Linked DNA regions of Homo sapiens: region 2 is linked to region 1. The links are chromatin loops, found by intact Hi-C in ENCODE. Cell type or tissue: endothelial cell of umbilical vein. All regions are shown on one strand. Links, peaks and the distances in the headings refer to the core of each region. The heading gives the core; the rest is flanking DNA. Region 1 has its middle 45 kb from the start of LINC02435. Region 2 has its middle 33 kb from the start of LINC01091.

Region 1 (16,976 bases), core at 3,086-11,085:
AAACCTACAGGGTCACTTACACCTAGACTTTTCAAATATACTTTCCTATAAGGAAGAGGATGTTATGTGATAGTGATATTTGAAAATTTGAAAATTTTTATGTTACATGAACTGCTTGGGGTCATACAGTTTTTCTTTTTTGTTATGCTTAGGATATCATGGACCATATTTTTGAAACTATCATGTTGTAAAAAAATTAATAAATATTTTGACTTTTTTTGGGTAAGGACTATCACAGACCTTTAACATTTAAATGATCAGTATTGAAGTGAGTGACAAACAGTATATTTACAGTAGCACAAAGCTATATGCAGCAGGTAGTAAATGAATGGGTGTGTCTTGATTAGAAAAACTCAGAAATGAAAAGCATTAGGAGCCAATTATTCATATTACTAAAGCATTTTCTCTCTGCAGCAGAGGGCTGGCTGCAGGTTGTGTTTCAGGTATGGGTGGCATTTCTTTGGTTCTTTGTTCTGCCAAATCAGTACTGACCACTCCCAAGCAGCCCTTCATTTTTACCCCATATCCAACTCTTTTTTTTCTGTTGGGCTCCTTTCTTCCGATTCAGTGATCTCAAAGCCAGGCTAAAAACTGGGTGGGAAGAAGGAGGGAACCAAAATGAAATAAATGCCTTCCCTGTTTTACATACATGATCTCATTTCACCTTCATAAACCCCTCAGAAGTGAGGTACTGATAACACCCCATTTTGCAGATGAAGCTCAGGAATATTAGGTAACTTGCTCTAAGCCACACAGCAAGAATGTAGAGGGATTTACACCCTGGTTTGTGCAGCTATGAGGACGGAGCTCTTGCTCCTTCCCTGCAGCTTCCAACTAGGGGGAATTTAGCCTGTTTGTGATTTGGTGAAGGTCATTTTGTTGCCTTGTCCCTTGTCCCCTTAAGGACGGACCACATTGCTTCATTTTTAGTGACTTTCCCTGATACATTGAAAATGTGTTTGAATTAAGGACTATATCTATGGCATAAAGCAAGGAACATCTGATTACTTTTTCCCTGTGACTATGAATGCTAGAGTTCAAGGATCACACAGTAAATGCACTTCCAGCAAAACTTTTTAATGACTGTCACCTTATTCTTTATTTTCAAAATAATCCTCAGATATTTTAGTCAAAAAGCTGTACATGTAGGCTATAACTAAATTTATCACTATGCTCTTTGTGAAAATTTTTCAATTCAAAGTTTCATCCTCCTCCCCATCCTCAATAAATTTAATACGCCCATTACTTACTAACTGGGGATAGAAATAGCAAGTCATTATGATGTCTGTATTAACATCCAAAGCACACTGGGTTTCTTCTAGGATTTCCATATCTATTATTCTTAAAACATATAACTTTTAAAACGCAAATGGTTTTCCCAAGCCAATTCTCTAATCACAGACATAAATTTCACTCCATTAAGGAAAGGAAACCAGGCAGTATGACTAAAGTTAGGAATATGATCAAATTTCAAGGGAGGAAAAACAAAGATTAGGCATGGAATTCTTTCCATTGCTTTTGCTTGTGAAACATGGTTAAAATAAAACCCTGCCTTCCTGCACACAAAAAACGTGCAGACCTTTAAAGTGAGAGGTTAGATTTAGATATGGATGCTGTCATCCCCTCTCTCTGGATTGGCAGGGTATTCTGCAGAGAAGCCAGGTCTGAGTGCTGCCTCCTTGCTTTTCCTTAGAATGGGTGAAGGGGTCGGGAGACTGGTGAGAGCCAGACAGACGCTTCTCCTGTCTCTTTCTTAGGGTGGTTAGAAGTTATTCAGTTGCATTTTTCTCCTGTCTCTTTCTTAGGGTGGTTAGAAGTTATTCAGTTGCATTTTCTCCCATGAAATACCTGTTGCATATTTACGAGTCCTTGAAATAATGACAGTCCCCTAGAACTGGTGATAACCAGGCAGGTCTATAAACAAGGAAAGGGGATGTGATGGGAAAGTCTAACTGCGTAGGCTATGGGTGATAGATTCTGTGGTATTCTTTTGATGGCTACTCCTGAAAGATAGATTCTGTGGTATTCTTTTGATGGCTACTCCTGAAAATACTTCAGCCTCTCAAGGGTTGTTTTTAATGTTTATCAAGATTTTTCTTTATAGGAGTCCCTTTCAACTTATTAGACTTGCTTCCTTGCTGTTTTCTAAAAATTAAATGTGATCCACTATCTTTAAGAAATGTTAACTCTTCCACTGTCTGTACTAAGAACATGAGACAAGACCATTCTCTACCCCCCCGACTTATCGACAAGCAGCAAGCACATACATTTCTTTGAGAGTGTTCAGTGAGATGCACATTCTTGATTTCATATATATATATATGTATAGAAAATGAGATTTACCTTGTAGCTGATATACATTTATGTTGAATTTGAAATAGGTCAGTATAGTTATTGAGAAGGAAGAATTTTTTCAAGTTCTCTTAGTATCATAGAAGGAAGACAAAAAAAGTTTATTTAAAAATTCTATATTTCTGGCCAGGCGCCATGGCTCATACTTGTAATCCTAGCACTTTGGGAGGCTGAGGCGGGTGGATTGCCTGCGCTCAGGAGTTTGAGATCAGCCTGGCGAACATGGTGAAACCCCATCTCTTCTAAAATACAAAAAATTAATGGAGGGTGGTGGCACGTGCCTGTAGTCCCAGCTACTTGGGAAGCTGAGGCAAGAGAATCACTTGAGCCTAGGAGGTGGAGGTTGCAGTGAGCTGAGATTGTGCCACTACATTCCAGCCTGGGCAACAGAGCAAGACTCTGTGTCCAGAAAGAAAAAGAAATAATAATAAAATCTGTATTTTTATTGTTGGTAGAAATGAGAATTATTAAGCCTTTTGGAAAGCAAAGTAACAGTAATTATTAAAAACTGAAAATATATCCTTTCAACCTAGCAATCTCATATTTGGAGGTCTATATCATATTAAAAATATCTATAGTTATTACCAAGTGGCTGCCTATATTGCATTACCCTATTTTAACTCTCTGTATATGACTTACCATTATCTCCTATTTTTCATATTCTTCATTTATTCCCTCATTTGTTGATTGATTCATTCATTTATTGTCTTCCCACCAGAATGTGAGCTCTGTGAAAACAAGGACCTCATCTGTCTTATTCATCACTGGAACTCCAGCATCCAGAATAGTCCCTGGCACTGATGAGGCATTCAGTAAATATTAGTTGAATGAAAGAAATAAAAACACCCATAGATCAGGATGTATGACCAAGGATATTTATTGCAGCAGTATTATGGTGGCAAAAATCCAGAATCAAAGAGAATGTCCATTAGTGAGGGGCTGATTAGGACCTACACCACTACTGGGCTAAGCGGTGTGGCACAGTGGTTAATGGTATGGCTTTAGTGTCGGATGCCTGGGCTGTAATCCATTTCTGTGTTCATCTTAAACATACAATGAATGGTCCTGGGGAAGATGTTTAGCCCCTGTGTCTTAGTTTTCTCATCTATAAAACGAGGACAATAATGACACCAATCTCATAAGGTTTTGTGAGACTCAAATGAAATGATATAGGTAACATGTGGGAACAGTGCCTGGCACATTGTAACTCAATAAATAGTAGTTATTATTACTTCATGAAATAGTAAAGAGAATGACTTAAAAATCACTTGGAGGCATTTTCATGGTGCATAAGTTAGTGGCCAACACACAATGGTAAAGCACATGTATTGCATGTTGCTTTTGTAAATCTGACAATGATAATAAAATAATCTCATATATATGTATATGATTGCTGTGTTTATAAGAGCGTAAATTTATGGAAGATATATATTAGGTATATCAATCTGGGTGTGGGAAGAGAGTTTGCAGCAAATCTCATGTCTGTTACCTTAATCTTCTCCTGTTTTGGAAAGATGAACTCAAATCTGAGGGATTATATGAACCAAAGGTGCTGTAAACATAGGCAAATGGACCACAAAATTCTTGAAAATTGGAGAGAAGGGAATATAAATACCTATATCCACAGATGATTCAGCCATAGGAGACTATATGGACCCCAAATCTAGAAAAAGTTTTAAAATACCACTTTATGGCTGGGAGAGGTGGCTCACACCTGTAATCCCAGCACTTTGGCAGGCCGAGGCTGGTGGATCACCTGAGTTCACGAGTTCGAGGCCAGCCTGGCCAACATGGTGAAACCCCATCTCTACTAAAAATACAAAAAAATTAGCTGGGGGTGGTGGCAGCCACCTGTAATCCCAGCTACTCAGGAGGCTGAGGCAGGAGAATCGCTTGAACCTGGGAGGCGGAAGTTGCAGTGAGCCGAGATTGCGCCATTGCACTCCAGCCTGGACAACAAGAGTGAAACTCCATCTCAAAAAAAAATTAAAAAATATAAAATAAAATACCACTTTACTCATGTCAAAGCATTGTTCAAAAACCGCTATTCCATATCACTTATAAAGTCGAAATTCTTTAGGTTGGTCTTCAAGAGTCTCAATACCTGTGCTGACTCTCCCACAATTTCTTTAAACCAGCTCTGCCTTGGCAGTGTAGACCTCCCCTTGTCAACTAAAAATCTATCTTCACCTTTGTTCATGCCTTTCTCCCTCCTTTTTTGGAATCTTACTCATCCCTTAATCCTTGGCTTAAGTCCATCTCCTCTGAAAGGATGTTTGAATCACCCTAATCTTCAGGGATTTCTTTACCTACGTGCCTGTCTTCTACTAAATATATCATTATGGATGGACGCTGTGCCTGGTCACTTAGCACTTACCATGTGCTCTCTTAAACAGCCATTCATCTCCGTATGCAAATTTTCCTCCTTTCTTCAACTGGCAGACTTCTTGAGGATGGGGCTCATGACTTTTCCTTCCTTGTATTTCCACAGCTCCCAACATGTTCCTTGGATATAGCTGGCATGCAGTGAATATTTGTTGATGGATAGATATTTATAGCTGTTTTCTTGAAAACTGGAAGTATATAGTTATCCCATGATTAATGGATGGGTTGGAGCCCTTTAGTAGAAACCAATTTATTTGCATACAAGCTTATCTATCTAGATAAGAATGCTCTGCCTAAGTATGGAAAAAACTTCAAGAGCATTTCAAATCCTCAAAAATGTGTGTGCACTCAGTGATATGAATCCACATTTGCCATAAGCAGGATGAATGAAAAATGAAACTAAATGAGATATTTACATTTTTGAGAACTGGAAACAGTGAAATATTCATAAAGTTCATAGTAGTTAATACTTACTTGACTTTTATTATAAGCTATCTAAATACTTTATATATATTAACTCATTTAATCCTTAAAAAACCTTTAATTTTTAAAAAATTAAAAAAATTAGCCCACATTCAACGACCTATCTATTTTTAAAATGTTTTTGAGATAGGATCTCACTCTGTCACCCAGGTTGGTGTGCAGTGGCACAGTCATGACTCACTGCAGCCTTGACCTCCTGGGCCCAACCAATCTTCCTACCTCAGCTTCCCAAGTAGCTGGTACCACAGGTGTATGCCACCATACCTGGCTTATTACATTTTCTTTTTTGTAGAGACTTGGCTTCCCTATGTTGCCAAGGCTGGTCTCCAAATCCTGAGCTCAACTTATCCTCCCACCTCAGCTTCCCAAAGCATAGGGATTACAGGTGTGAGCCACTGTGCCCGGCCGTAGAGACACTATTATTAGTTCCATTTCACACAGGGTGCAACACAACTGCCCTAGCTCCTACTTGTACCTATGAGTTTCTTTAAGCTGTTTAATTGAAATACAAATAATTTGATGATTTTTGATTTGTAATTTAACCTATATAACTACATCTGCACAAAGGACAAAACCCATACATCCAAGTGTTTTGTAAATGAAAGACTATGATTCTGCTTAAGGTGAGATTTAAAACTAATGAACTTGGTTTAAAGAAAAATTAATAAACATCACCCCCCAAAAGTTCTCTGCAGACATCTTCTAAAGAAACTATTTACATTTGATCTGAGAATTCTGTTACTGCCTTTCTTTTAGAATGTTTTAAAAAGTCAATCTATGCTTTTTAAAATAAATTGTCTCCCTTATTAATAGTTACACCTGGTTTTAAACCAGAGACAGCTTTATTGTGCATTTCATTCAAATGATCTTGTCTGTAAGTATGATTTTACCCTCAAAGGCTGAAGACTTAGCCGTTAGCAAAAGGTGCTCCAAATAATTTTCTAATAGTCTCTAAAGAGAATTTTCAGACAAGAGTTCCAAAAATGTTGTCAACATTATGTTATCTAAATTCTGGGAAGAGCAAGCGATTCTTCAAGGTCATACAGCGATTCAGGAACAAAGACAGTATAAGAATCTAGCTAGGGCTTTTGACTCCTGTCCACTGTGTTTTCTGCTAACCAACACAACCACTAGAGGTCTCAGCGAGATACTTATGGGCTGCCCCCTAAAGGTGGTGGTGAGAGAAGAAACCCAGCCGTTTCATGGGGAGTACAGATAAGAATGTGACATTGACCTGAAGCCTCTACTGGGAGCAGCAGAGAGTGTCAAAATGTTGAGCATTGAAAGATTGACCAGTCTTCGTAGTCTTATTTAGCTGTTGTGTGTGAGAGAAGGAAGTTGTTGGATTTATATTGTGCTCCTCATTGAGAAGTAATAATGATTTCTCATGAGCCAGTCTTACGGGTTTGAATGCCCAGAAATTCTAAGTCAGGGTTTCAACCAATTTTGTGGACCCTGAACACTATAATAGCTAGCATTTAAGTGTCTACTATATGTCAGGAATTGTTTTAAGTACCTTACATACATTACTTCACTTAATCTTCATAACAACCCATTGAAGTAATGACTTTGTATCACTCCTATTTTATAGATAGGGAAGCTGAGTTACAGAGAGGTTTCACAACTTGCTTTAATTTGCTCAAGGTTATATGGCTATTAAATAGTTGAATTGGGATTCAAACCCAGGCAATTTGGCTCCAAAGCCTAATCAATTAAAAATTTATTATTAGTAATAAAAATTTCAAACATACATAAAGATAGGAGAATAGTGCAATGGACCTCCCCATTTACCCATCTCCCACACTGACAGCAATCATTAACTCATGGCCAATCTTATTTTATCTATATTTCTACCTACTTCCCTGGTTGCCCAGCCCCTTTCCTGGATTATTACACACACACACACACACACACCCCTTTTTTTGGTCATTATTTCAATAGTTTTTGGGCTACAGGTAGTTTTTGGTTACATGAGTAAGTTCTTTAGTGGCAATTTCTGAGATTTTGGTGCACCCATCACCCGGGCTGTGAACACTGTACCCAATTTGTAGTCTTTTATCACTCACCTCTGCCCCACTCTTGCCCTCAAGTCTCCAGAATCCATTATATCATTCTTATGCCTTTGCATCTTCATAGCTTAGCTCCCATTTATAAGTGAGAACATACGATATTTGGTTTTCCATTCCTGAGTTACTTCACTTAGAATAATAGTCTCCAACTCCATCCAGGTTGCTGTGAATGCCATTATTTCATTCATTTTTTATGGCTGAGTAGTATTCCATTATCTGTCTATCTATCTATCTATCTATCTATCTATCTATCTATCTATCTATCTATCTCACATTCTATTTATCCACTGGGTGGTTGATGGGCATTTAGACTAGTTCCATATTTTTGCATTTGCAAATTGTGCTGCTATAAACATGAGTGTGCGAGTGTCTTTTTCATGTAATGACTTCTTTTCTTCTAGGCAGATACCCAGTAGTGGGATTGAGGGATCAAATGGTAGTTCTACTTTTAGGTCTTTAAGGAATCTCCGTCCTGTTTTCCATAGTGGTTATACTAGTTTACATTCCCACCAGCAGTGTAAAAGTGTTCCTATTTCATCACATTCGCACCAACATCTATTATTTTTTGATTTTTAAATTATGACCATTCTTGCAGGAGTAGGATGGTATCTCATTGTGGTTTTAATTTGGATTTCCCTGATAATTGGTGATGTTAAACATTTTTTTCCTATGTTTGTTGGCCATTTATATATCTTGTTTTGAGAATTGTCTAGTCTTAACCTTTGCCCACTTTTTGATGGGATTATTTGTTTTTTTTCTTGCTGCAGATTCTGGATATTAGTCCTTTGTCAGCTTCATAGTTTACAAATATTTTCTCCCATTCTGTAGGTTGTGTGTTTACTCTGCTCATTATTTATCTTGCTATGTAGAAGCTTTTCAGTTTAATTAGGTCCCAATTATTTATTTTTGTTTTTGTTGCATTTGGCTTTTGGGTTCTGGGTCATGAACTCTTTGCCTAAGCTAGTGTGTAGAATAGCTTTTCCAATGTTGTCTTCTAGAATTTTTACAGTTTCAGGTCTTAGATTCAAGTCTTTGGTCCATCTTGAGTTGATTTTTGTATAAGGCAAGAGGTGAAGATTCAGTTTCCTTCTTTTGCTTGTGGCTTGCCAATTATGTCAGCACCATTTGTTCAATAGGGTGTCCTTTCCCCACTTTATGTTTTTGTTTGCTTTGTCAAAGATCAGTTGACTGTAAGTATTTGGCTTTATTTCTGGGTTCTCTATTCTGTTCCATTGGTCTATGTGTCTATTTTTATACCAGTACCATGCTGTTTTGGTAACTATAGCCTTGTAGTATAGTTTGAAGTTGGGTAAAGTGATGCCTCCAGATTTGTTCTTTTTGTTAGTATTGCTTTGGCTATGTGGGCTTTTTTTTGTTGTTGTTCTATATGAATTTTAGGATTGTTTTTTCTAGTTCTGTGAATGAAGACGATGGTATTTTGATAGGAATTGCACTGAATCTGTAAATTGCTTTTGTCAGTATGGCCATTTTCACAATATTGTTTCTACTCATCCATGAGCATGGGATGTGTTTCCATTTATTTGTGTCGTCGATAATTTCTTTCACCAGCGTTTTGAAGACTTCCTTGTCAAGATCTTTTACCTCCTTGGTTAGGTATATTCCTAAGTATTTTATTTTATTTTATTTTGCAGCTGTTGTAAAATGAATTGAGTTCTTGATTTGTTTCTCAGCTTGCTTGTTGTTGGTGTATAGCAGTGCTGCTTATTTGTGTACATTGATTTTGTATCCTGAAACTTTACTAAATTCATTAATCAGATCTAGGACCTTTTTGCGTGAGTCTTTAGGGTATTCTAGGTATGCAATCATATCATTGGCGAACACTGACAGTTTGACTTCCTCTTTAGTGGTTTGGGTGCCCTTTATTTCTTTCTATTGTCTGATTGATCTGGGTAGGACTTCCAGTACTATATTGAATAGAAGTGGTGAAAGTGGGCATTGTTGTCTTGTTCCAGTTCTCAGGGGGAATGCTTTCAACTTTTCCCCATTCAGTATAATGTTGGCTGTGTGTTTGTCATAGATGAGTTTTATTTCCTTGAGGTATCTCCCTTCTATGCCAATTTTGCTGAGGGTTTTAATCATAATGGGGTGCTCGATTTTGTCAAATACTTTTTCTGCATCTATTGACATTATCATATTATTTTTGTTTTAAATTTTGTTTATGTGATGTATCACATTTATTGACTTGCATGTGTTAAACCATCCCTGCATTCGTGGTATGAAACCCACTTGATCATGGTGTGTTATCTTTTTGATATGCTGTTGGATTCAGTTAGCAGGTATTTTGTTGAGGATTTTTATATTTATGTTTATCAGGGATATTAGTCTGTAGTTTCCTTTTTTGTTATGTCATTACCTCACAACACACAGATATTCTGTCATATTATTTATAAATATTTCTGTAAATATTGCTAAAAAGACTTAAAAAGAATCACACTCTTCTTCATAGAATGCACATAATATCTGTATTTCTCCATTTTGTGACATTAGTAGCTTTGATGATTATTATCTAGATTGGTGGTATTCCATTTTATCATTTCTTCTCCATTTATTTGCTGGAATACTTTCTATCATATTAGCTGTTTGATTATTCTGAGGGACAGTTTGCATAGGGAAGGCCAGATGGATGCTAGATCTATATTGACCCCCAACTCCCCCCACCCTTTTTTTTTTTTTTGTGACGGAGTCTCGCTCTGTTGCCCAGGCTGGAGTGCAGTGGCGTGATCTCGGCTCACTGCAAGCTCCACCTCCTGGGTTCACGCCATTCTCCCGCCTCAGCCTCCCGAGTAACTGGGACTACAGGCGCCTGCTACCATGCCAGGCTAATTTTTTGTATTTTTAGTAGAGATGGGGTTTCACCGTGTTAGCCAGGATGATCTTGATCTCCTGACCTCATGATCCACCCACCTCGGCCTCCCAAAGTGCTGGGATTACAGGCGTGAGCCACCGCGCCCGGCCACCAACTCCCTTTTTTAAAACTAGTTTCAGTGAGTTGGTTTCTTAACATTGGCCAAGTCAGTCACTTAGTTTTTAAATGTCGTAATGAAGTTATGAATGTTTAAACCTATTTGAATTTATTTGATGCATCTTTTAAAAAATCCATGCTCAAATTGTCTCCAAGAAGCCAGTGGGAGCCTTTTCAAGTTAGGCTTATAAATCTTTCAGTCATCTTCAATAGCTCTCTAATTTTCTGGTATGACAGGATGTTCTAGGCTTATCTTGTACATTTCTGGCCCTAAACCAGAAATTAGCTATTTTTCCAAGGAGCTTGAGTTTCCTTATGGGAAATGGTATTTTTTAGAAACCACAACCTAGATATGACGACTGCTCATTGATACTGAATTGGTTTATGTTTTAGCCTGCCTCCATTCTTTTCTCACTTCCTCCGTTCCTTCCTCTCTTCCTTCTTTTTCTTTCATTTTAAAGAGAAAATAAATGATTAGTTCTTACTGAGAATTACTTACTTGTTTTATCTTTCTGTATAAATTTGTGTCTAATTAATAATAGGTTTAGAATAATATAAAATATTATTAAAATACAATTGTAAAACAACCGTTTGAATTTATTTTGCAGTTCTTTTCATCTTTAGAGTATATACCAATAGGGATGTAGAAATCATTGTCTTTTAAAGTCACTTGAAAAAAATAGTTAAATTTATTTGCTTCATTTTGCTTTAGCATTGTAGTGTAGTTATTTTAGATTTATTTAATTTTGTTTTTAAAAATTTAATTATTTTTTAGAATTGACAAGTAAAAATTGTATATATTTATGGTGTACAATATGATGTATATATATTTATGGTGTACAATATGATGTATATATATACACACACATACGTGTGTGGAATGACTAAGCGATTTTAAATAAGCATTACTTCACATACTTATTTTTTGTGGTGAGAACACTTAAAATCTACTTTTAGTAATTTTCAGATATACAATATGTTGTTATTAGCTGCAGTCACCATGACATACAATACATCTCTTGAACTTATTCCTTCTGTCTAAGTGAAATTTTGTTTCCTTTGACCAGCATCTCCCCAATTTCTCCACCCCTCGGCCTCACTCCTGTTTATATGACTGATTTTTTATACTCTACATGTAAGTGAGGTCATGTGGTATTTGTCTTTCTGTGCCTGGTTTATTTCATTTATCACAATGTCCTCCAGGTTCATCTATGTTGTTGCAAATGAGAAAATTTTCTTTTTTTATAAGGCTGAATTGTATTCCATTGTGTACACATACCGTATTTTCTTTTTTCTTTTTTTTTTTTTGAGATGGAGTCTTGCTCTGTCACCCGGGCTGGAGTGCAGTGGCATCACCTCAGCTCACTGCAAGCTCCACCTCCCGGGTTCACACCATTCTCCTTCCTCAGCCTCCCAAGTAGCTGGGACTACAGGCGCCTGCCACCATGCCTGGCTAATTTTTTGTATTTTTAGTAGAGACGGGGTTTAACCATGTTGGCCAGGCTGGTCTCGATCTCCTGACCTCGTGATCCACCCGCCTCGGCCTCCCAAAGTGCTGGGATTACAGGCATGAGCCACCGCGTCTAGCCACACATACCATATTTTCTTCAGCCATTCACTCTTTGATGCACGCTTACCATGATTCCATGTCTTGGCTATTGTGAATAGTACTGTAATGAACAGGGGCTGACGACATCTCTTCAATATACTGATTTTATGTTGTTTAGATATATACCCCAGTAGTGGCTTGTTGGATCATATGGTAGCTCTATTTTTAATTTTTTGAGGGACCTCCATACTGTTTATGTATAATGGCTATATTTATTTATATTCCCAACAACAGTACAAAATGGTTCCCTTTTCTCCACATCCTCACCAACACTTAATCTTTCATCATTTTGATAATAGCCTTACTTTTGTTTTAAAGTTATATAAAACAAAGTATATTCAGAGAAGTTGGCCTCCAATCTCTGTCTCCCCTCTCCCATAGGTAATTTTTAAAAACTTCATGGTTTATCTTTCAATTTTATTTTACAGGAGCAAATATGTATAGATACTTGCATCTCGTTCACATCTACTTTCTTAGATAAATGTAAGTTTACTATACACATTTTCCTCCACCTTATCTTTTTTAACTATACAATTTATCTCAGCATTCACTGCTTAGCAGCAGGTGCAGCTATCTCTCATCCCTTTTAAGTTGCGTAGTTTATTCAACCAGTCCCCAAGTGATGGACATTTGAGCTGTTTCAAGTCTCACTTAAAGATTTCTGTATCTACTGACCAAAGCCTAAAGACATTTACATTGGATAAAAGTCTAATTCCAGCAAAGGGGCAAAATTAGATAAAATGACTTCTACAGTTTGGGTTGTATTCTCTTATTCATCATAGCATGTATAAAATAAGAGAATCTTCTTTGTTCAATAATACCAGGCTTAGGGAAACAACAGTAGGAGAATCAAGGCTATGTGGATTTTTAACTAGCCAGGTGGTTCTTAGTCCTGAATACTCAGATTGGTGTGTTTCCCTGACCTTAACTTTTCATGTGTAGATGGTAATGTGCTAGGAGTAGCTAAATTTTCAAAAGCTCATATGCTTAAATGACACAAATATTACCAATGGACAGCTGGCCTTTCATATCTTCTGGTTCTGCATCCACAAATTCAACCAAATGCAGATTAATGTATTTCCAAAAAAAGAGCCAATAAAAAATACAAAACATAATACAAATTTTAAAAAACATGCTTAACAACAATTTACATAGCATTTACATTGTATTAAGTATTATTAGTAACCTAGAGATGATTTAAATTATATGGAACAATGGAACAGAACCTAGAAGAAAAGCCATACCCCTACAGCCATCTGTTCTTCACAAAGTTGACAAATATAAGCAGTGGGGAAAGTACTCCCTGTTCAATAAATGGTGCTGGGATAGCTGGCTAGCCATATGCAGAAGAATGAAACTGGACCCCAATTTTCATCATATACAAAAGTTAACTCAAGATGGATTAAATATTTAAATGTAAGCCCTCAAACTATAAGAATCCTAGAAGAAAACCTAGGAAACACCATTCTGGACACTGGCCTTGGGAAAGAATTTATGACTAAGTCCTCAAATGCAATCGCAACAAAACCAAGAGTTGACAAGTGGGACCTAATTAGACTAAAAAGCTTCTGCACAGCAAAATAAACTATCAATAGAATAAATAGACAACCTACAGAATGGGAGAAAATATTTGCAAACAATGCATCTGACAAAAGTCTGCTATCCAGAATCTGTAAGGAACTTAAATAACGGGACAAGCGAAAACCAAAGAATCCCATGAAAAAGTATGCAAAAGACATGAACAGAGGACACACAAATGGCCAACAAACATGAAAAAATATTCCACATCATGAATTATCAGAGAAATGCAAATCAAAACCACAATGAGATACCATCTCATATGTCAGAACAGAAATTATTAAAAAGTCAAAAAATAACAGATGCTGGCGAGCCTGTGGAGAAAAGGGAGCATTTATACCCTGTTGAGTGGGAATGTAAATTAGTTCAGCCACTGTGAAAAGAAGTTTGGAGATTTCTCAGGGAACTTACAATAGAACTACCATTTGACCCAGCAATCCCATTACTGGGTATATATATTTAAAAAAATTGTTTTACCAAAAAGACACATGCACTCATATGTTCATTGCAGCACCATTCACAATAGCAAAAACATGGAATCAACCTAGGTGCCCATCAGCAGTGGACTGGATAAAGAAAATACCGTACATATACACTGTGGAATACTATGCAACCATAAAAAAGAACAAAATCATGTTCTTTGCAGCACCATGCAGCTGGAGCCCATGACCTTGAGCAATTGAATGCAGGGAGAGAAAACCAAATACCACATATTCTTATTTATAAGTAGAAGGCTAAATATTGGGTAAACATGAACATAAAGATGGCAATAATATATATTGGGGACTCCTAGAGGGAGGAGGCAGGGAGAGGGGCAAGGGTTGAAAAACCATTGACTACTATGTTCACCACCCGGGTGATGGCATCATTTGTACCCCAAACCTCAGCATTACTATTTGGGATCATTTGTACCCCAAACCTCACCAATATACCCATATAACAAACCTGCACAGGTATCCCCGAATCTAAAATAAAAGTTGCAATTATAAAAAAAAAAGTACATGTGAGGATGTGCATAGGTAATGTGAAAATACTGCCTCATTTTACATAAGGGACTTGGGCAGATTTTGGTATCTGTTGGGGTCCTGGAACCAATTCCCCACAGATATGTAGGGAGGACTGTACTATTCTTGGCCCCTCTGTTTATTTATCTATTATCTTTTAAATATTTATCTTTTTAAATGTTTATTATCTTTTTAATAAAAATGTCTTTATTATCTTTTAAAGAATGAATCTACCTTTGTGCATTCAAATATCACTTATATGCAGATGACTTCAAAATAATCATCTTCAGCTCAGGGATATCTCCAGGCACCTCCAGCCCAAGTCATCTAAAATGAAATGCATCATCTTGTATATTTTGCATACAATGTGAAAACATCTGCCCTATTGTCTATTCCTATTTTCAATAATGGAACCATTCTCCCAGGTTTAAAGCCACTGGTGCTATATCCTTATTTATTTATTTAGCCTTTGTGCTATCTAATTTGACCAAGTCTCCTAGGTTAGATATTGATTTACCTGGGCCACATGAAAACTTGGTCATGACAATCATACCCCAAAGACACCTTTTGGAAAAAAGTCTGTAATAGCAGCAATTTGTCTTTGCCGTTTTCCCATGGATCACTGTGTCAGATGAAGATATTAAAGGCATAGGGTCAAATGTGACTATTTGGAAGAAATACTGAATATGTGGAATAAAGGAATAAGAAAAATGATTTCAAAAGCTGGTATTAATGAGGTCCACTTAAACAAACGAAACTGATTAAATATCCCATGTGCTTTTATGAGAGAGAGTGCCCAGATGTGAGAGGGCTTGAAGCCACACCCAGCAGAAACACTGAAGGGCCAGGTGTGACGGCCAGCAGGAATGAGTTCTGCTACGAGAAATCAACCTCCAGTCCTCAAAAGGCTGTCATTAGAAGTACTAGAACCGTCAATCTTGGGAGGTTTTGTAGGAAGCAGAACCAGCACTAGTAGGTGATAGAGATGTGTCATCCAGGTTCGGCAGGGAAGCAGTGCCACTTTGAGTGTGGGCTGACATATTTATTATAGGAATTAAACCTTACTCAATTGTGGGAGGATCGGGGAAAGGAAGGCCCAGAAAGGGGAGTTGGAGGATCAGAGTGGAAGTCATTCATTTCAGACATGACTGAAGCATTGGCCTGGGTGGGCAAGCTGGAGCTTGCAGGAAAATCTGAGAAGATGAACCCTTCCAGCTGCTGACATGGGACTGTGAAGAGAGAATCGGTGCAGTGTCTTTGGGAAGCTGTTGCCTCAGGGGAGCTACTGAGAATTTGTAACCTCAGGGGAGCTACTGAGAATCTGTACCCAAGTGACTGGTAGTGGACAGCTGCTAGTCAGCAGGGCTAATAATTGGAAAGCACTAAATATGGGTCTGAGGAGAGAGAGGACCACGTGGATCCTGCCACACTCCTCTGCGTCTTTCTGTCAGTATGTCTGAGAATGAAGTCTTCATTTCTGTCTCAAATCTTGCCTGAGTTCCTTTTCTGCAACTCTTGTTTTTTGAGACAGAGTCATACTCTGTCACCCAGGCTGGAGTACAGTGGTGCAAGCATGGCTCACTGCAGCATCGAGCTGCTGGGCTCAAGCAATCCTCCCACCTCAGCCTCCCAAGTAGCTTGGGACTACAGGCAAATGATGCTGTGCCTGACTAATTTAAAACATTTTTTGTAGAGATGAGGTTTCACTATGTTGTCCAGGATGGTTTTGAACTTCTGTACTTCAGAGATCCTCCCACCTTGGTCTCATAAATTGCCAGGATTACAGGCATGAGCTACTATGCCTGGCCTGGCTACTCTTGACACAATCCTAGAGGGAAAGGAATTATGAGAGATGTCCTTACCAGACTAACCAACTTGACTACAGCATACCCAGCACAAAACAGAGGGAGAATTTTACACAATGAAAGAGAAAGAAAAAGATGGTTTTGAATCTGTCCAAGTGTGAGGTACCTCTAGAGATAATGAGGGAGTGACCACATGGCAGGGCAGGTGTAAATGGACTCAAGCACTGGGAATTTACTTTGCCCAAAGTTAAAAAAGAACTTCTACATGCTGCTACCATCAAATGTATCCATTTACCTACATCTGTGGCTGTGCACTCAACTTTCTGTTTCTCTGTCCCCCTCTATTTTCTGTGAACTGGTAGCTAGATTTAGAGACTTGATCCCCTTCAGGATAGATTATTTATTTTAGCAAGAAAAATCCAAAAGTGGTGCTTAGTGTCTGTGGTCTTTCTGTTTGTGACGTTAATGGCTACTTAATGCTCATTTCTTCATCTGGGGAAAGCCAGATCTCTTACCCTCTTTGCCATTGCCTTTTCTTTGAAGAATAAGTAAAACTTCATAATGCTGGCCAGAATGGGTGTCGCCTAGAGAAAAAGGCTTGTGCACACATGTTCTTATGCGCATGTATGTATCCACATATGTGCATTTCCACTACATGTTCTTGTGAAGATGAACTTTATTTTTGTGCTATTGCAAGAGACAGCCTGG
Region 2 (16,444 bases), core at 3,761-11,760, 51 kb after region 1:
TGTTTTTTTTTTTTTTTTGAGACAGAGTCTCACTGTCGCCCAGGCTGGACTGCAGTGGCATGCTCTCAGCTCACTGCAACCTCTGCCTCCCGGGTTCAAGCGATTCTCTTGCCTCAGCCTCCCAGGTAGCTGAGGCTATAGGTGCCTGCCGCCGTGCCTGGCTATTTTTTTGTATTTTTAGTAGAGATGGGGTTTCTCTATATTGGCCTGGCTGGTCTTGAACTCCTGACCTCAAGTGATCCACCTATGTCGGCCTCCCAAAGTGCTGGCATTACAGGCGTGAGCCACCATGCCCGGCCACACTGATAGAATTTACTGTGTTTTTAACTATGCTTTGGACCACAGTGAACAAGAGTGATTAGGCTGTGAAATTTTCATATTCAAAAGATACACTATCCTGATTCTTATTCTTGAGCATGTCAAGGTCTAGTGAAGCAAAGGTTGTTATGTTTAGGAAAGACCAGATTGCAGGTCAGTTCTAATATGTAAGGTGCACATGATGCATTTCTGAATGCATGTACCATTCCTGTTCATTGACCATTTTCACTTCTGGCATGAGGATCCTTTGGAGGAAAAATAATTGTGTAGAAAAAATACGTATTTACCAAATTATTCACTTCTTGATGCCAATTGATGGCTCAAATATGAATTAAGTTTGTAATATTTCTTGGGAGCTATTTTACGCTATAGCCCTAAACTAAAAGCTGAGAACTTCTCATGGCTTTAAGAAAGTTATACTTGATACAACAAAGCAATGTATCTAGAATTCCCTCCTACATTGCCAGAGAATTTAAAAATACATCTATTTTGTAAGAGCTAAAAGTAGTTTCTTTTTTTTTTGTTTTGAGACGGAGTTTTGCTCTTGTTGCCCAAGCTGGAATGCAATGGCGTGATCTCAGGTCACTGCAACCTCCACCTCCTGGGTTCAAGTGATTCTCCTACCTCAGCCTCCCGAGTAGCTGGGATTACAGATGGGCGCCACCACACCCCGCTAATTTTTTGCATTTTTGTTAGAAATGGGGTTTCACCATGTTAGCCAGGCTGGTCTAGAACTCCTGACCTCATATGATCTGCCCGCCTCGGCCTCCCAAAGTGTTGGGATTACAGGCATGAGCCACCACGCCTGGCCTAAAAGTAGTTTCTAAAACATGTATAACAACTATTTATTGATGTTATTATGTGTAATACAAAATGCACAGGAACACAAAATACTTATAATGTATATTTACTTAGTACTTAGTACATATAAACTTGGATTCTGTCTTTAGTAAATGAGCTTTAGTGTCTTCCTGGATAGGTATATTTCTACTGTTGAAAGACTATCTTCCCCAGGTACCACATCCTTGGAAAGAGGCTTTGTTTGTGATTATATTGCTGTTGGATTAGAGGGTGAGCCAGGATTGATATGCTGTAGCCAACCATTCTTTTAAATGTTTCTCTGTCCAACTTTATGTTTGTCAGGGTTGGGGAAGGAGCAAACAGTAACAGAGGTTATCGTAAATATAAGAGAGATAGCTATCTTTGACAAATGAATGCTGTTAGTCTTGAATGAGTAGCTGAAGGAAGCTATGGAAATTCCATCATCTTCTCCTAAATCTTCATTCTGCTCTGGATGATTAATATTTGTTCGGTATGGAGTGTCTGCTAAACTGGGGGAAAGGCTTAAAGTCACTTTATGGTTCTTAATTCAGCTCTTTCAATGTCACCCAGGGAGCAGGTTTAAAAACTTTTAAAGTACAGATAGTAACATAATTTAATGGTAAGTTATTTTGGAAAAGATATATTGAGAAAAATAAGAAAATGTGTTTGCAGCGTATTTTAGCTAATTTAGGATTTATAAATGCACACTGGGTGTTCTCAGGGATTATTAAACAACATTGTATAATACGTATCTGCATCTAGTTTGGAATGCTAATGGAAGAAACTGATGTTTCTTGGGTGCCCACTATGAACTAGGCACTTTGCAAATTTCTTAATATACACTGGAGCATTTAATCCTTTGAGGTTGATGAAGGAACTGAGATTTTGAAAGACTTAGCCAACTTTCCCAAGGTCACACAGGTAGTAAGTGGTAAGCCAATCTTATTTGAAAGTCCGTGCTCTTCTGACTACACCACTACTGTCTATTTTTTCTAGCATCGCTAGGTCTTTGCTGATAGTGAAATGTATGATATTTGTCAAATTTATAGTATCAGATATTTAAGCAAACTCCTCACATACAGTTGTAAAGCAGCATTCTATTATTCTTAACATATATATTTACATGTCCATCACCATTGGCCTGTCCCCTATCAATCAGCTAAGCTGGTCCTGGAATTATTCCTTTATGAGATATGATAGATTCATCTTCTCCTGTCTGCTGTATGGGCTAAATTGCAATTCATGCCCTTAAAATTTTTCACTTGAGGCCGGGCGCAGTGGCTTATGCCTGTAATCCCAGCACTTTGGGAGGCCGAGGCGGGCGGATCACAAGGTCAGGAGATCAAGACCAACCTGGCCAACATGGTGAAACCCCATCTCTACTAAAAACACAAAAATTAGCTGGGCGTGGTGGCATGTGCCTGTAATCCCAGATACTTGGGAGGCTGAGGTAGGAGAATCTCTTGAACCGGGAGTTGGAGATTGCGGTGAGCCGAGATTGTGCCACTGCACTCTTTTTTTTTGTAGACTCTCTCTCAAAAAAAAAAAAAAAATTATCACTTGAACTGTTAACTGGTCCTTGTCGAGTCTGGACCGTGTGGAGAGAGGTGGCTAAATGAATATATCTAATCACCATTTTCACTGTCATCCAGTCTTTCAGTTGCCTACAGATAAGTCAAAATGTCAAAATGTCTAAGGATGGCACTCAAGAATGTATACAATCTGTACCCAACCTTCTTTTTTAGAATCACCTGCCACTACTCCCCTATCTGACCCTGGGTCCAGTGTTCTCTATCTCCACCTGTGCATGATGCTATTTCTTCTGCCGGTTTGGAACTTAACAAATCTGACCATCATGAGCTCAATGCTGATGTTAGCTCTTCTCTGAAAGCCACTCCTATTAGCTCTGAGGTGAAGAGATCTCTCCCATTTAGGCCACTTCCTATTGTCTAATCCAATTGCTTGCCATAACCATTTACTGCAAAGAATCATGAAAAGAGAACAGGTCTGACCTCCTTACCTATGATCTGTGTGACTTTAAGCAGGTCACTTTACATATAAGACTCAGTTTCCTGAAGTAGAAAATGGGTAAGATATATAACTATTCCCTTTGACTTACCACAGACAAGCTTCTTTTCTTCCTTATGGTTCAATTTCTTTTTTTTTGAGACCGATTCTCGCTCTGTCGCCCAAGCTGGAGTGCAGTGGCGTGATCTTGGCTCACTGCCAACTCTGCCTCCCGGGTTCAGGCGATTCTCCCATCTTACCCTCCCGAGTAGCTGGGACTACAGGCACGTGCCACCACACCCGGCTGATTTTTTTTTTTGTATTTTTAGTAGAGACGGGGTTTCACCATGTTAGCCAGGATGGTCTCGATCTCCTGACCTCGTGATCTGCCCGCCTCGGCCTCCCAAAGTGCTGGGATTACAGGCATAAGCCACGACGCCCGGCAGCTCAATTTCTTAAGTTGTAAAATGGAGATAATAAAAGTAACTAATATAGAATTGGTGTGAGAATTAACTATGTGTTAATCAAGATGGGTTGGGTTATGATCCAGTAAAAATTAACCCCAAATCTTAGTACCTTAAAACTACAAAACTTTATTTCTTGCACATCCATCTCAGGCTGGCAGGAACTCTGCTCCATATTGTCCATATTCAGGGTCCTCGTCTGCCAGAGCTTTCACTGTCTGGAATAACGCAGGTCACTGTGGCAGGCGAAAGGGGTTGTAGTGAATCGTGTTGGTTCTTAAAGCTTCTGCTTAAAAGTGATGCACATCACTTCTCACATTTCATTAGCCAAGCAAATCACATGGCTACAGCTAACTTCAAAGGGGCAGGGAAGAACAATCCTACCACATACTCCAAAGAACAAGGCCCAGAAACATCAGGGAATGGTGCTAATGGTGACCATATCACAACTTGTGTTCTTTGGCAACTTTCTTATGGTACATTTCCAGTTTTATCTGTCCTTCTACAGCATAGCCTCCTTGGAGTCAGAGTGAGTTCACTACCCTGTCTGCCACGTAGTGATCAGGACAGGTCCTCAGTTAATGTTTTGGTACATAAGGTGAACAGAGTACTACCCCAAGTGGCTTTTCCCCAAGTGTTGGAGAGGAACTTAGGTTTCTGCTCCCAGGATATATATAATTTTTGTATCCAGGAAAGTCTTTAGTAGAATATATATAATGTAACTCAAAATCAAGGTAAGGTCTTGCAAAGGACCTTATCATCTCCTGCTGTCTTTTTGCTTGAGCCCATATGGAAATATCAACTGTGAACCTGGAGGTATTAAGAGAGCCTACTCTTTAAATGCTTCATTTTTCCTCTTCTAAAGAACCATAGTCAAAGGCCAGGATCGATTTCTGATTTGTTTTAAGCAACAATATGGCTCAGGAAGAGGTGAGCACATTGTTTCAGAACTTGGGCTTGATCAGCCTCTGAAATATGCTTGAAATCAATGTATCTGGATCTGCAGGAAGGGCTGGAAAAAAAGAAAGTTTTTGGTGTTAAGTGATTTTTAGTTGAAAATCACCTACTGAATAGTCTGAAGTCATATATCAACATCTTACTTGCTTTTTCTTTTCTAATTATGTAAGACATTTATATTGTTTTTATAGAAAAGTCAGCAAATACAGATGAATGAAAAGAAAAAAAAAAGCACCGTAAAAGGAGAAATTACCTATAAGAAAAACATCTTAATTCCTGTCTTGGATTAATGTCTTTTAAACGAAATATCATCTACTCTTTCACTGTTGTAGTGAATGTTTCTTACAGCACTGATCAATTAACATACTGTGTTATAGTTTCTGTCACTACATTGTAAATTTACAGACAGTAAATTTACATCATAAGCTTGGCCTGATGTTTTCAAAGAAATTCCTTTTTATTAAACAAATTTTAAACAATACATAACAACTGTCTTTCTGTGACTTAGAATTACAAATTCCAGATGCAGGCATGGCTTTTTAAAAGTCACGAAAACAATCTTTAAGTAAACAAAATGAAGTGGCCACAAGTAAGCGGTTCCATGAGTTTATGGCTTGACGTGCAACAAGGATGAGAGAGGTGTTATGGAAAATCAAGATACTTTGAAAGAAATAGGCAAAGGGGGAGAATCTCCCCTATTGTTCAGGAGCTAGACAGAGTATCAAGTTTGGAAAATGAGTCATTTTTGTTGCTGTCAGAGCCATTCTAGGAGCCTGAGAAACTGGTGTCTGGTAGCAGGTACCCTTTACCTTTCATGCATTTAATCAGACTTCTCAAGAAGTAGGTTGGAGAGCTGGCAGCCATGGGGAGAGGGCGCCAGTGGGCATTCCCTTTGATCTGACTCCACGACGCTATCCTCCTCTTGGCCACCCATGGATGAGAAGGTAAAGGGGTAAATGATGGGATCTCTTTTGGGGACTGACTCAATCTGGAGATAACCCTGCTTATGACTCAACATTTCTCCTGCCTCTGGGCAGTGGGAGAGAATTTACGTCTTCGACTCCTCTGTTGATCTTTAAAAAAAAGACATGGCTGTGACCTGGATTGGCGGTATCTAATCTCCCCAAATAGACATCACAACTTGAGACCAAATAAATCAACATAGAAATGGTATATGAAATGAAATTAAAATGTAAACCGAGGGAGCTGAGCAAGATGACAACTAATAATTTGTGTAAAGCATCGTACATTACTGTCATTATTACTATTATTATCTCCATTTTACAAGGAAATTGAGGCAAGAAGTGTCTTGCCCCAAATCACGTGAAAATGATGTTTAAATTTCCTTGTAACTCAACATTTCATGTTTAGTGATCTATATTTTCTTTCCTATATATCCAAATAATGATATTTCTTGCCTTGCCATCCACCATTTCTCTCCTTCGGACCCTATTTTCACCTCCAATCCCGCTATCTCTTCAAGATCCTCTGAACATGCTGTGGATGTTATTATCTGGGCCTCTTTGGCTACACCTTTGCCCTTCTGTTTTACTCTTTTCTATATGCTTAAATCCTACTTGTTTTCTCAGGAGGACCTCAGTTCCCACTCCTCTGTGGAGCCTTTCCTGGTCTGTCTAGCTCACAGAGATCTCTGTCACAGGAATATCTCTTCTTGTATTTGTTAGCGGCAGTGCTTACCCAGTGCTTAGTAGTGGTAATTATTTTTGTAAAAGTTTATGTGTTAAACCCCAATCTAGAGTGTAAGTTCCTACAAGGCAGAACAGCCTTGTGTATAGCAAGCTTTAAGGAACACTGGTACTTATACTTCATTATGTACCTTTCCTCATATATAAATATATAAAAAGTACTGTATACTCTTCAACCTCTAAAAGGAATGACCACATGATTATCTCATTGTTCATATTGATATAGTTCATGCAGGAAGCTAAATCAGAACTTTCAGCCTGGGAAATATTTACCCAAGCTTAATTTTATTTAGTATTTTTTCCATTAAATGGCACATATCATGCTTCGTAACTCTTGTATACTTTATTTTGTGCCATGTACTTAAGCATCAGTAAGTTAAAATCACAGATCAGAAAGATACATTGCCGACCACGCAAGATAACATTCTATTTCTTCGAAGTCAGGCTTCTCCCTTCGAGTTGAGCTACTATTTGATGCTATCTCTAGTTGGTTTTATCAAAGACTTCTTCAGTCCTTTTTTAGAGTCAAAATAAAGATCTGGATAAAACCCAACTATCTGTAACTTAGTCCTGTGTATTTCAAAACCTTTTGCACAAAAGGAAAATAAGGCCCCGTAACTTTAGGGCACATATGTTCTGCATATATTCTCTCCAAAGACACAGGGTCCCAAGCCTGTGTTTGCAACTTTGATAATAAAGGGTGTTTGGTGTTTCACACAGCATTTGATATTTATGGATTAATTTATCTCTAAATCTGTCTTGAGGAGACCCCAGATTTGGTAAATAGATGATCAGACCAATTTTATGGGGAAGGACTGGAGTTTTGCCTTAAATGGGATCTTTCATAGACCAGAACCTCCAATTTGGCAACATACATTGATAAAAATAAATGAATAATTTCTTAATCTCCATTTCCCTTTGGTCTATGTCTTAATATTAGTTAATTGCCAGCAAGCAAATGATTAAAAGATGCTGTGAGGGTTTAAATTCACTTGTGAGAGGCACAAGAGGCAGGCTCAGGGCCTGAAGCGACAGGATAGATTTTTTTTTTTTTTTCTGAAGAATACATAATTGATTCTTTTTTTTTGGCTTTCTTCCTTCAAACCTACCCATTCACAGGATAATCATAATCACAGCAGTTTACATTTGCATAATGCCTTACCATTTGCTTTCACAGATTTTATTCCCACTTGATCAGAGGGTGTCTGCATTGTGCTGAGTACCTAATCTTGAAATAAATAATTTACTATATGAGGATTTAAACAGGTCTTTTAGATAAAAAGTGCATTACATATTTATGAGCACTGATTTCAAGAATCGCTTTGAAAGAACTATTGATGTTGCTTTATATTAGAGATCTGGAACTTAATCTCATTTGATTCATCCTTGATTTTATTTTTCTGAGGTTCCAAATCATGTTTGTAAATCCCTGAGGGTCTTTTTCCTCCCTGTGAGAGGAAAAATGTTTAGGCACATGTCAGGAATTTAAAAACCTTCTGCCACTATTCTCAGTATATTGGGAAAACCAATTTTCTGAAATTAAAATGGCAGTCCATTTTGCAAGGCAATAATAATGATGATGATGTTGGTAATAAAACTTAGGGGTTCTAATTCAGTACAGCAGGAGAGAGAAGATTTCAATCTATTAAAACAAAGTCCTTTGATGTCTGCTGTGAAGAGGGATCTCATAAATGGTTATTATTTACTTTTAAAATGCATTATTGCTTGAGCATCTGTGATTTACTTTTTTATTTTTGTTGTTTATAAAGGTTATTGCCTTTAAACCAGTTCTTCTTGCATAACCAAACCCCAAACAAACTAGGAGAAAATAAAAGACAATTGCAAGTAACTGAAATTATTTTTCAAACTCCTGGGAAGAGAAAGAAAGACTAGAATAAACATTGTTTCCTGATTGCTACAGTTCAAAATCACTAAAAGATTTTGCTTGCTTAAATAAAAAATGAAATTGCGAGGGGAAAGCTTTTTTTCCCTCTCTTTAAGAAGGGAGAGAGAAAAAAAAAAACCATGAAAGCAGGGGGAGCTTTGCAAGGCTACTGATGCCTGAGTAGAATCACTAACTGGTTCCCTCGCTCTGTGCTAGGCCGTCTGTATTCACTGTATCACAAGCTTGAAACCAGACCTCATTTGACGGAGCCAAAAAATGGTCCTTTTGTTGCTGTTTTTTTTTCCCTAGTGTCATCTCTCATGGTTGCCTGGGCAACCAGTGTGTATCCTTTCAGCATAGGTTACTGGGCCCCAGGAAGGAAGTGCTCCAGCGCTGGCCTGCTATTTTTATAGAACCGTTACATAATACAATCTATTAAAGCTTCCTCTTGGTGTTTTATTGCACAAAGGGGAAATTAAGTTTGATGACTCCTAAATGTTGGATGGAGGATGTCAGGTGACTCTAGGATTGTTTGGCTCAGGTCACATAGCAACAGTATTCCCATATGCAATTCCAGAAGAACCCATATACAATCATGCCCTTGGCAATGTTCGCCTGCCTGGGGATCATTAGAGGAAACTGAGCTCTCTGCTGCTCAGGGGTGTAAGTTTTGTCCGACTACACAATGCTCCCTCTCTGGTAGGATGGCAGCAGACAATGAAACACTATTCACAGTTAAGGGCAAAGAGAATTTTAAAGGTGTCGCACATATGCTTTTAATAGGTGGGGTGATTACTGGCAAAGAGAATTGGATTGAAAGACAGAGGACCAGGGTCTCTCTCAAGTCGGCCACTGCAGCATTGCATGAATGTTGTGGTCAGTTTTGCTTCTGGGTAACTCTCAAGTGGTCCAGGGCAGGGAGGCATTGGGACGGGATGGGGCGGGGGCGGGGGGTGTAATAGGTAAATGGCTTTTAAGTGGAGACCTAAGACCTCTGTAACACAACTTCAGGTATTCTCCACTTGCCAAAGGAACCAATGGGGAATAAAAGCTCTTAGCTCCCTTTATTCCCACCTTACCAGTTACAGTTTGCCACCAGTCTGAAATAAAGAAGGTGCAAGTGTGCCGTTGGATCAGAAGCCCTGTCCTGGACCATAAATGAACCCCTGTACCCCCAGGGAGATGTAAGGCCACAAGAATTTCCTAGACTAAAGGGGTGTGAGCTGACCACATGTGCTTCTGTTTTCACATTTTCACTCTGCTATCCTATGCACCCCCATCATCTCAGCTAAATCCTGAGGCCTCTGATTCTCAAATTTATGTCTCCAGCCTGCTTTTCTTCTGGGCTCAGCTGTCCTGTATTTCCAACTGCCTGCTGGAGAGCTCTTTCTGGATGTCTCATTTTGCTTCAAACTCAACAGATTCAAATGAAAAACTCCTGTTTCTGCTTGTATACTCTTTCAACACTTCTAACACCAAATGTGTGGGTTTTTTTCCCCCCACACTAACCAATTCTCCAATTCTCAGTGGACACCAACTAGGTATCCTAAAATTTAACTTGACTCTGATCCTAATTGCCCCAAGTTAGCATGGAAGCCGCGGATTAAGAGCTCAGTCCCACAAAACCGTCTCCCACTTCAGACACCAATCATAAGTGGTGGGTCCCCAGATTACCCACGACTTCTGTCTGACTTGGCTACAAATCAGAGGTTCCTATACTCCTTTCCTTAGGTTTAATAATTTACTACAGCAGCTCACAGATCCCAGGGACAAGTTTACTTATGCTTACAGATTTATTACAATGAATATTTTAAAGGATATAAATGAATAATGAGATGAAGAGATACATAAGGTGAGGTTTGCCAGGGTCCCAAGAACAGGAGCTTCTGTCCTCATGATGCATCAGCCTCTCGACAAAGGGATTTGTTCTTATTCACCAACCTGGAAATTCTCTGAATCCCTTCAGTTAGGGGTTTTATGGAGGCTTCCTTACATAAGCATGACTGATGAAATCATTGGCCATTGGTGATCAGCACAACCTTCAGCTCCTCTCCCTTCCCCAGAGGTCAGGTGGTAGGGCTGAAAGTTGCAACTCTCTAATCACTTGGTTAGTTCCTCTGGCAAACAGCTTCCCCCACACCCCTTATGGACTTCCCAAAAGTTACTTTATTAACATAAACTCAGGTGTGATTAAAAGGGGCTTGTTCTGAAAAACAGAAGATGCTACTTTCACCTTAATGAGCTCCAGAGCTGTTTCAGGAGCCAGAAACAAGGCATATATATATATATATTTCTTATTATGTCACAATTTCACAATATCCAGCATGAAACACATTTTTTTTTTTCCCCCAATCAAAGGCTCTTGCTGACTCCCTGGTTTCCATGAATACCCACATTCAGAGAATGCTCAATTTTGGTGATCATCTGGTCTACCCTTTTCATTTTATAGATAAAGAAAGTGAGGCTAAAGAGGTTAAGGGATTTATTTAAGGTCACTCAAAGAGTTGGTAGCTGAAGGACCCTGCTTTATGGTGGGCCCCTCTCCATTCTTCTCTGCCTATTTCACCTGGGCTTGATATCCCTAGGAATTGTGAGCACTTCTCCTGCACCTAGTCTTATCAATCCTCTTTCATGATCTCTGATAATTGAGTCTTTCTTTCCCATTTCCACTCTTATCTCAATAACTGAGCCTTACTTACATAAAGCCTAGACTATTTAGTTTCCCAATCGGTTGCTCTACCCCTTGAATCAGTATTGAACTTTACTTCTGGAATAATCTCCAACTTTATCATGTCACTTTATTATGCAAATACTTTTGATTGTTTATACTATATTAAAGTCCAAATTTAACTCTCCATAATCTGATTCCCTCTCACCCTTTCAACTTGCCTTTCTAGATTTAGTGTCCAGCAAAATCAGTGGCTCTTTATTTGGTAAAGTTTATTTTATTTACTGTTTTCTTTTTTACAGGTCAGAGATTTATTGACTGCTTTCCTTTTTTAATTTTATTGCTTCAGACAGTATGATTTCTGATGAAATATCTCCAATCTTCATTCTGTAGAGCTTCCAGAAAATAAAAAATAATATGGAGTTGATAGAATGGTAATGAACATTTGGTGCACATCTTTAAATTTTTTTTTAATTTTAATTTTTGTTTTTACAGATTTTAGCAGTACCAGTGCAGTTTTGGTACATGGGTATATTGTGTAGTGGTGAAGTCTGGGCTTTTAGTGTACCCATCACCCAAATAGTGAACATTGTACCCAATAAGTAACCTTTCAACAAATCTTTAGTCACTCATTCAAAACATTTCATTGAGTATTTACATTATGCTCAAGTGGTGACCAAGAAGGATATGGCTCCTACTATCTTGAATGTATAAACATAGAAGGGAGGCATTACATAAAAATTACATAGCCATTAAATATATGATTATACAAAGAATGAATTTACCACAAAATGAGAGTTTTAAGGGCTATGAAACACAAGTTAGAGTGCATGAGAGCAAATAATGGTGAGGAGTTGGGTAAGAGTGGGCTTTAAAATGTAGACTGGGAATTCAGGGAAGAATTTCTCAAGCAAGAATTTCCATTTCCACCAAAACATGAAGAATGAGATCAAGTTGGAGAAGCAAAGAGAGTGGATGAGGGAAGAAGAAGGGTTGATTCAGGCAGAGGGATTAGTGTGGTGAAAGGAAGAAAGGATCTAGAAGTTTTGCAGCGACTGAGAAGAGGGTGGAATGCTGAGCCTGCAGACAGTGGGGGAAATTATTGAGTATTGTATATAAAAAGCTTTGAGAAAGTGCACCCTGACAGCACCTCATCTCTCTGCAGAATTTCCAGTGTATAATAAGTCAAAGCTTTTGTTTTTAGGGAAAGCCTTCTATTTTGTAAAATTTCTACTTAGAGAAGAATATACAAATAATTATGTATTAATAACAGTGTTTACTTTCTTTGTTTTAGAGATGTAATGAATTAGTGGATTGGGGATTGGGTTTGAGCATTCCTCAAACCACTGGCTTTTTTAGTAAAGTTAAATTTATTATGGTTTCTTATTCTAGGAATTTGACCTTATTTTCCCTATGGGAAGAAGTGGGTTCTTTTGTGTGTGTTTTAGTTTTTTTAAGTGCAAGCTCAATCTCAAGAAATAGCTGGCTCACCCTGGAATAGTGGACGAAGGGAACTTCTAATTATTTAACTTTGATCCATTTAAGGAAGACAACATGACTTCTTAGATTAGGTGATTAAAACAGTCTTTTATTTCTATAAATTCATTTGAGGTAATGGAAGAAAGTAGAAGATACATAAAAGGTGGGGGTTTAAAACTTGAAGATATAATTAAAATTCTTTTTCTTAAAAACTTTGACCTAAAAAAGCTACCCTACGCAGCAGAGGAAAAATAATGGAGCTGGAATGAGGTACGTGACTCTGTTCTATTCCTGTCAACAGGAAGGATGGAGAACATTTTTTTTTTTCTCCCTTTGGCAAGCTTGCCTCCCAGCTTCCTATGGTTGGAAATGGGCAATAAATGGCAGGGTATCCAGTGATCTCTTTCTAGGCCTCCTGGTTACTAGCATTGGCAAGGACACTACTCTCCTTTTCTTTCTTATTTTTAGAGTGTTCTCTTTTTTTCCTTTATTTCCTTTTCAGGCTTGTGGGGAAAGCAAGGGCCTGTCATTATCAGGGAGTGAGGTGAACCACAGGGGCTGGTTTCCCAAGAATCCGGACCCAGCTGCCAACCTAGTGGGTCAGAGTCATCATCTTTATTACTGAGGGCGGTTTTCCTGTGAAAGTGAGACTTCCTTTCATTTAACACTCAGATGGTCATGGGAGCTGTTACATTTCTCCCTCTATCAGTTAATGAGAAAATAGACTATTCATCCTTATTCGCTTCTGCAAATAATGCCCTATGGTTTAACTGCAAAGCAAAGTGCTAATTAGTTTCTGAAGATGAGAAGTCATTACATTTTCTCTGGTGTTTTATAGTGATTTACCAAATACTTTTTGGTGGATTTGGCGAAGAGCAGGATTTTCCCCCTTCTACTAATAAACAGAAGAAGTAATCTATCATTTAAAAAGGCTTTAGAATTCCTGAAAGAGAAATTTGTTGCAACTTGTAGGTTTGGGTCAGACTGAGTTTATCTGGAGAGGCTAAAAGAGGGAGAAACAACAAGGATAATAATAGTTTTCTAGTTGATGACAATCTGCTTCAATACATATTAAATGCAATCAATATATAATCAGTTGCTATAAGAATTCCTGCAGCCATCTACCCTCCCTGGCTGGGCATGGTGACTCACGCCTGTAATCCCAGCACTTTGGGAGGCCGAGACAGGTAGATCACCTGAGCTCAAGAGTTCAAGAGCAGCCTGGCTAACATGGCAAAGCCCCGTCTCTACAAAAAATACAAAAATTAGCCAGGTGTGGTGGTGTGCGTTGGTTGTCACAGCTACTTGGGAGGCTGAGATGGGAGGATTGCTTGAGTCCAGGAGGTGGAGGCTGCAATGAGCCAAGATCACACCACTGCACTCCAGCCTGGGTGACAGGGAGATAATCTGTCTACAAAAAAAAAAAAGAGAAAAAAATACCCAAAATAAGAAGTAACTTTATCTTTGGGGGACACTCTTTATTGGGGGGGACCAATTTCCTCAGGGCAAACTAAACAGAATCCACTCACCCATTTTATTTTATATTAAAGTGCAATGACCCCTTTTCAATGACTGGATTCTGTAACTAAGTGTGAACCTACAGCGCCTGGATACTTGAGTTTGATTTTCCCACTTTCTTGGCTGGAGGTGCATTGCTTCCTCTGAAGAGTTACGTCTCCTATTTATTGTTCCAGTCTTGTGAAGTATTTGAACATCATTTGAAAGACTGTGGTAGAGAGCTGTGAAAAATTAGATAATTGATGTTCTGACTAGCCCAAGGGTGAAGAAAGTGTTTTTCTGTCCAAGTATATTGTATTTAGGTGACAGGATATTGTGCCTCTACCTCCTGGTGGCTGGAAGGAGGTAGTTTAATAGGTGTCTGGTATTATGTTTTAAAATACTGTTGTCATATGAGTCCCTTGGTTTTAAAAATGTATGCCTTCTCATAAGAGAAACTGTCTAAATTGCATCACTGAATTCATGACTGTTTGGGGACAGGTGCTCATACATATTAGACCCCTGAGGTTTTTTTTTGTTTTGTTTTTTTGTTTTGAGACAGAGTCTCACTCTGTCACCCAGGCTGGAGTGCAGTGGCATGATTTTGACTCACTGCAACCTCCACCTCCTGGGTTCAAGCGATTCTCCTGCCTCGGCCTTCTGAGTAGCTGGGATTACAGGCGCGAACCACCACGCCTGGCTAATTTTTGATATTTTTGGTAGAGATGGGGTTTCACCATGTTGGCCAGGCTGGTCTCGAACTCCTGACCTCAAGTGATCCACCTACGTCGGCCTCCCAAAGTGCTGGGATTACAGGCGTGAGCCGCCGCTCCTGGCCTAGACCCCCCAGTTTTACTTCATGTGTGATTCTGTTCCTCCAGAGGATATGGTGAGAGTGACATATACTTTCTCTATGGCTACTTCTTTGTACTCTGCTTGTTTGGACAAATGAAAACCATACAATTTTATAGAATCTTTGCTTTATTGTCCACTGGTGACATTAATAGTTGTCTGAGATTGACAAAAATTTCTAAGACCAGCAACTAACTTTTCTAAGGCTCACGCTTTTTCAGACCTCTCTGTTTTGTGGAATATGATTATCAGTGCTTTTGGGTGTTAGCCAACCAAGATGGGCCAAGAATTTTAACCATCTTTAATTCCATTATTAGGAATAAATCTAAAGTCTCAGAAGTTCAGACCTGAAAGCTACTTTAAAGATGTTGTCTAATTTATTATTATGCAGATAAGAAAAGAGAAAGGTGAAGGGTCTCAGATAAAGCCACATAGTGTGAATGCCAGGTTGCAGGCTAGCTGTCATATTGGGACCTGCATTGTACTATGTGACAGTATCTATGTAAAGAAGCTCACACCTCACAGAAGCCTGGTACTTGGCCAGATGTTTTATAGATAAGATGACGTTGACAGAGTCCCAGTTTGAATCCTTCTGCTACCTCTTAATAGCAATGTGACTTTGCAAGTATATTGAACCTCTTTAAGCCTCATTATTTTCTCAGTTGTAAAAGTATGATAATAATCTCTACCTCTTAGGATCATTGTGGAGATTAGATCAGGCAATTGATGTAAAAAATTTAGCCCATAGTAAGTACTCTCAAAATGTTAGTTATTATTGGGCTCAATTTCATTAATCATTTAATCTGTTTTAAAACCATTGTGTTATAAATTCTAACTATCAACCTAGTAACCTCCTAGGATTTCGCCCCATTCATCCAATATTTTTATTAAACATCTACTATGTGTAAGACACTGTGCTGAGTCCTTGGCAAAATAGAAATATGAATAAGAAGTAATTCTGGCCCTCTGTGTGTGTGTGTGTGTGTATGTAAGTAACATGCGATGGGGATAAAAGAAGTGGTAGAAGTAGAGTTTGATGATTTTTACTAATGATTATTAACTTGCTCTGTCTCTACGCTTCCTGCTAGTGGCATGTAATTTACCATTTGTCCTTTAAGAGTTTCTCTCCCAGCAACTTCACTGAATTTTGAAAATTTCCAGTGACCTCTTACAACTCTTGGTCATCCTCTAACAGAGGTTCATCCCCCACCTATTTTCAGGGAGTCTGTTAAGACCATCAATTACTCCTCCTTCCTTCATCTGAACTGTCTTCTGCTTTCTACCTGCACACAGGAGCAAGACTACCTAATGGACGTTATCAATTATAATAATTTCTGAGAATGTAAGTACCCAAGGAAAAGGACAGATTGTTTTCACTGGAAGTTTCTGTCAAACATTTTTCTTAAAGTTCCGGCACCATGAAGTCACAGAGCAGAAATACCCCCACTCCTGGGGAATCTTCAGTCATCCAGCAGTATTTCCACTCATTCTAGGGCTGTGAGTTCTCATTAGGTGGGGGGTTATCCTGTCTCCTGTAAACAGATACTGTGTTCTTACCCTTTTCTCTTTGGTACTATTTGCTGCTCTATTGCTGATTTTTTTTTTGTTGCTATTAAAAATACCTGTGTCTCTTTCTTTAAGAAAGTACCAAGTGGTCTCCACTCCCATTTATTTATAATGTCATCTCATTAAGAAAGAAAAGGAAGCATCTTTATCTTCTTTTCAAGGATAAACTCATGGAACATGTATATACATTTTTATACCCATATTTCCTTACCCCCTGCTCCCC

Evidence for each region. A loop is a pair of places that touch in the nucleus more often than their neighbours do. Peaks named below come from ENCODE experiments on the same cell type or tissue, not always from the same donor. Only the 100,000 strongest peaks of a DNase experiment are listed, where the experiment ranks them.
Region 2: it touches region 1 in a loop (3-fold over the local background); 7 of 110 quality-filtered maps call a loop at or near these places.

Annotation. Positions count from the first base shown.
Region 1 is chr4:123,558,578-123,575,553 of GRCh38, forward strand. No RefSeq gene overlaps it. Among named protein-coding and RNA genes, the nearest start is that of LINC02435, 45 kb to the left of the region's middle. RefSeq lists an enhancer at 6,128-6,629. In endothelial cell of umbilical vein, for the core only: a CTCF peak has its summit at 6,377; DNase peaks (open chromatin) are centred at 6,374 and 10,534; H3K27me3 peaks cover 170 bases.
Region 2 is chr4:123,608,639-123,625,082 of GRCh38, forward strand. No RefSeq gene overlaps it. Among named protein-coding and RNA genes, the nearest start is that of LINC01091, 33 kb to the right of the region's middle. In endothelial cell of umbilical vein, for the core only: no CTCF peak of the experiment used is centred there; a DNase peak (open chromatin) is centred at 8,583.